2 separate regions of the Homo sapiens genome follow, and region 1 is linked to region 2. The links are chromatin loops, found by intact Hi-C in ENCODE. Cell type or tissue: CD14-positive monocyte. All regions are shown on one strand. Region 1 overlaps DLEC1 (DLEC1 cilia and flagella associated protein). Region 2 has its middle 10 kb from the start of MYD88.

The links. Hi-C counts contacts between places; a loop is a spot of excess contacts. Peaks named below come from ENCODE experiments on the same cell type or tissue, not always from the same donor. Only the 100,000 strongest peaks of a DNase experiment are listed, where the experiment ranks them.
Region 1: a loop joins it to region 2, with 2.3 times the contacts of the local background. A loop is called at or near these places in 2 of 110 quality-filtered maps.

What each region holds. Positions count from the first base shown.
Region 1 is chr3:38,083,715-38,086,214 of GRCh38, forward strand. It overlaps DLEC1 (DLEC1 cilia and flagella associated protein), which reads left to right. Exons shown (of 37, transcript NM_007335.4): 7 at 444-531; 8 at 1,560-1,733. Among named protein-coding and RNA genes, the nearest start is that of DLEC1, 46 kb to the left of the region's middle. RefSeq lists an enhancer at 1-90. In CD14-positive monocyte, no CTCF peak of the experiment used is centred here; a DNase peak (open chromatin) is centred at 1,017; H3K27ac peaks cover 720 bases.
Region 2 is chr3:38,147,522-38,150,021 of GRCh38, forward strand. No RefSeq gene overlaps it. Among named protein-coding and RNA genes, the nearest start is that of MYD88, 10 kb to the left of the region's middle. In CD14-positive monocyte, no CTCF peak of the experiment used is centred here; DNase peaks (open chromatin) are centred at 130, 580, 980 and 2,460; H3K4me3 peaks cover 1,587 bases; H3K27ac peaks cover 2,305 bases.

The sequences.
Region 1 (2,500 bases), 64 kb before region 2:
TCAGAGTTCTGACAGATCTATTCCTGCCTTCATTTTTACCTTGTATTTTATTTATTTGTTTTTAAAATTTTAAACTAATTTTTTTGTTTTTTTTTTTGGTAGAGAGAGTCTCTTCATGTTGTCCAGGCAGGTCTCAAACTTCTGACCTCAAGTGATCCGCCTGCCCCAGCCTCCCAAAGTGCCGGGATTACAGGCGTGAGCCACCACACCTGGCCTGTATTTTATTTTTTACTATGGAAACTTCCCAAAACAAACAAAAGTACATAGGATGGCATAATGAATCCCCATGTACCCCTCAGCCAGCTTCGACAGTTACCAACATGTGGCCAAGCCTATTTCATTTCTACCTCTACCCCCTTCTCATATTAGAGTAAATCCTGGACATCGTATCATTTCGTCTATAAGTGTTGCTGTCTAAAAGAGATCATCTTACCTTTCAACAGATGGTAATTGCGCTGCAGAACACCACCACGACCAGCCGCTACCTGCGAGTCCTCCCGCCTTCCACGCCATACTTCGCTCTGGGACTGGGTAAGTTCAGTATTTGTAAGTTCATTAGTAGTAGTGGTAATAGTAGTGGTGGTATTAGTAGTAATAGTAGTAGTGGTGGTAGTAATGGTAGCAATGATAGTAGTAGTGGTGGTGGTAGTAGTAGTAGTGATGGTGGTAGTAGTGGTAGTAGTAGTAGTGGTGGTGGTAGTAGTAGTGGTAGTAGTAGTAGTGGTGGTGGTGGTGGTGGTAGTAGTAATAGTAGTGGTGGTGGTGGTAGTAGTGGTGGTAGTAGTAGTGGTAGTAGTAGTAGTGGTAGTAGTAGTAGTGGTGGTGGTAGTAGTAGTGGTAGTAGTAGTGGTAGTAGTAGTAGTGGGGGGGTGGTAGTAGTAGTAGTAGCAGTAGCAGTAGCAGTACTGCTACTACTTTGAGGATTGCCTCAAAGTCACTTGCTGGGCTTGCTGCCAGTTGCTGACTCCCGCCCTGAGTCTACAGCCTGGGCCTGGACTCCCCCCATCAGCAGTCCTTGAGGGCTCCTCATGCTCCACCAGCAATGTGTCCTCAGAGCCTTGACAGCTCCTTTCTCCTGACCGCCTCCACCCAGGCACTGGTCCTGCTATCTCCCCACTCCTCGTGCTGCCATTCTCCTCAATCAGGCCCTCTCTATTCCTCACTTAAGCCTCAGCAGCAGCCCCCCAGCCAGCCTTCCTACTTTAGTGTCACAGTATTTGTCTTAAGAACAACTCTGATCATGTCACCCCGTTCAGAAATCTCAAAAGTTTCTCTGCTATCCACCAAAGAAATTCTAAGCCATAGGGCCAGGCATGGCCCCACCTGACCTTTCTGGATGGATGGTGTCATTTCCCCCCAGGCTCTGGCATGCTTACCTGGAGTCGCCACCCTTGCAGCCTGCTCCCCTCGCATGCCCTTTTCCTGCCATCAGCGTGGCTTTGGCCCAGAAGGCACTTACAGAGCCAGCCCTGGCAGGGCTGGGGTCTGTACCAGCTGAGCTCAAGCCCTGGTGGCTGGCTGCTCCCAGGATCCTCACTTGTCACTTTTGTCATGCACAGGGATGTTCCCAGGAAAAGGTGGAATGGTGGCTCCTGGAATGACCTGCCAGTACATTGTCCAGTTTTTTCCCGACTGCCTTGGGGATTTTGATGATTTTATTTTAGTGGAGACCCAGTCAGCCCACACACTTCTGATCCCCCTGCAGGCCCGGAGGCCGCCCCCCGTGCTGACATGTGAGTGTGCACCGTAGCTTCCCACAGATTCAGTTAAGGTTGGAGAGTCCCCATAAGGACTGCCTGCCTCTCAGGTTCCCTTTGTATCAGCACACAGCTTGGCTCTCTTGGGCAGGGGCCGTGGGTCCTGCAGAGGAAACTGCTAGCAGCTTCTGTAGCCATCCACAGTGTCAAGCCATGATTGTTCTGCTTGCTTTTGGGTTTTCTCAGTGGAGGTTGACTCACAGCAGGGGATGAGGCCAACAGTCCAGCTAACCCCACCATAGGTTTTGCTGGCTTATGAACATCCCTGAGGGGACCTGTGCCACAGTGGGCAAGGAAGAAGTGCCTGTGCACCCTGAGGAGTCCTAACAGGTCGTCGTTGTCCTCGTGGCTGTGGGGGTAGGAGTCCTTAGCAAAGCTGGCTTCAGCTGGGCTCCCTCAGCGACAAGCTTCTACAGCTGGGCATAGGCTGGAATTTGGGACCGTGATCCCCCTTACTTCTGCCATAGCCCCCAAGGACCATGCTGGGTGGCCCTGGCTGAGCATGAATCCACAATGGGCACTGACTTCTGCTGCTCTAGCCAGGAGTGAATAGAGTCCCATGGCACTATTGCCATGTGGCCAGCAGCAGCCTGGGCAGAGCCCAAGTGGGTGTAGGGTCAGGACATGTCCCCACTCATCCTCTCTGCATAGGGTGCTGGGCTGGGACCAGCTGTCCTGATCTCTGGCTGTACCTCAGGAGAAGCATGACAGTAGGGCCTATTAAGAGTGACCTGTTGTTTCTC
Region 2 (2,500 bases):
CAAAATTATATCTGATGGTTTAAGCAAAAGATTAGTTTAGTGGTCATGCGCAAGATAGATTACGGAAGTTGATAAGCACAGTGGTAATTTCTGCTTCAGGCAATTTCACAAACAAAAAAGAGAAATGAAATGACTACTGGCTGGGAGAAGAAACTCTGGGATCCCCACAATTTCCTCTTTCCTCAAAATATGTAATCCATCAGGTTACCTCCTCTCCTAAACACTCTATGCATTGTCTGATGTAGTTTTCAACTTATGTACAGGAAATATTTGGGACAGCTATAAATGAGGGAGAGTCAAGGCACTTAAAGCAAGGAAAGGTGTCTATACCTCACTGAAACTGATAAAATGTCAACACAAGTAGAACTGTGATAAGTTAACATATGTATAATGTTACACCTAGAGCACCTACTAAAAAATCTGTTCAAACAGATACTCTCAAACACTATAAATAAATCAAAATGAAATTCTAATTTCATTTGGAAGTGCCCAAATTATAGAGCTGGAGAATAGATCAGTGGCTGCCAGTGTTTTGGGATGGTGAGGGAGCGGAGTGGGTGTGACTACAAAGAGGCAGAGCTTTACGATGTTGCAGTACAGGCCGGGTGAGGTGGCTCATGCCTGTAATCCCAGCACTTTGGGAGGCTGAGGTGGGCAGATCACAAGGTCAGGAAATCAAGACCATCCTGCCCAACACGGTGAAACTCCGTCTCTACTAAAAATACAAAAAATTAGCTGGGCATGGTGGCACGCACTTGTAATCCCAGCTACTTGGGAGGCTGAGGCACGAGAATCACTTGAACCCAGGAGGTGGAGGTTGCAGTGAGTCGAGATTGTGTCACTGCACTCTGGCCTGGGCGACAGAGCGAGACTCCATCTCAAGAAAAAAAAAAAAAAGATGTTGCAGTACGGTAGCTCTGTAACTTGATTTTGGTGGTGGTTACACAAATCTATACATGTGGTAAAATGGCATAGGACTCTACACACGTGTTATACCAAGGTCAAGTTCCTGGTTTTGATATTGTACTATAGTTATGTAAGATGTATTCATTGCAGGAAATTGTGCTGAGGATATAGGAACTTCCCTGTACTATTTTTGTAACTTCCTGTAAATCTACAATTATTTCAAAATAAAAAATTCAAGCAATTTTTAATTTAATATAATTAATATAGTTTAATATTGTATTAATATTAAATTTTATTTAATTTATTAATTAATAAGTTAACATATAAGTAAAATTTGTTTTGAGATGGGGTCTTGCTCTGTTGCCTGGGCTGGAGCACAGAGGCATGATCATGGCTCATTGCAACTGCAACCTCTGCCTCCTGGGCTCAAGCAGTCCTCCCAGTTCAGCAACCTGAGTAGCTGGGATTACAGGTGCAGACCACCACACCAGGCTACTTTTTTTTTTTTTTGGTAGAGACAGGGTTTCACCATGTCACCCAGGCTGGTCTCAAACTTCTGGGCTCAGGTGATCCACCCACCTCAGCCTCCCAAAGTGCTGCTGGGATTATAGGCATAAACCACTGTGCCCAGCCAGAAGTAAATTTATTAATATTGATACTGAAGTTTGCTAATATTTAATAATAATATTTTATATAAATAACATAAAATTAATGTTATTTAAATATTTTAATTAAATATATAAATAAAGTAGAAACAAAAGCCCCTGGGTGCTTATGCAATGACCAAAGCTTAATTTTCCATCTTGTTTTTTAAAGGAAGAATATTTTTCATTATAAAAGTGATCACTGATAACTATATTTATGCATATGTAAAAGAATATGTATTTTCAACCGCAATTTCATTTTATGTTGAAAAAATTGACCAACTTGGCTTTTGAGGACCTACTTATTATATTGGTCCAGGTCAAAAGCAGAATATAAAGCTAAGCTAGGCATGGCTCTGTTCTCAAGAAACTTAAAACCCAGTGGAATAATTGAAGCACAAACACAGAAGATCTGAAGAACTCAAGAGTTAGGCAACAGAGTCCTCCATAACATATGTGCTGGCTGGTGCCAAAGACAGTATGTCCTACAAGTCCTGCAGACAGGCCTCTGTGGGACAAAGGTCTTGAAAAGATGACCTTTAGGGGCTTTGGAAGGTGGTAGAATTGGCAGGTAGACACCAAGAGGGGAAGGAGATTCAAGCAGTAAAGAAATAATTTAAGCAGAAGGGGAAAGTGAGAGGCATATTTAGGAGCAGGGAGTAGACTGGTGGGATAAGACCCTCCAGGTTCAGTAGGAATGACTGGGGGCCCTGGAACTCAGGCTGCAACAGGGAGCATGGATCGTGTCTGGTTAGGAAGGAATTGTTAAAACCAGAGTGTGGAGAAAATTAGTTTAGTGGTCGTACGCAAGACAGATTAGGGAAGTTGATAAGCACAGTAGTAGTTTCTGCTTCAGGCAGCTGCTCAAACAAAAATGAGAAATGAAGTGACTGCTGGATAGGAAGGAGAATCTGGAGTCTCCAGAATTTCCTCCTTCCTCAGATCAAATG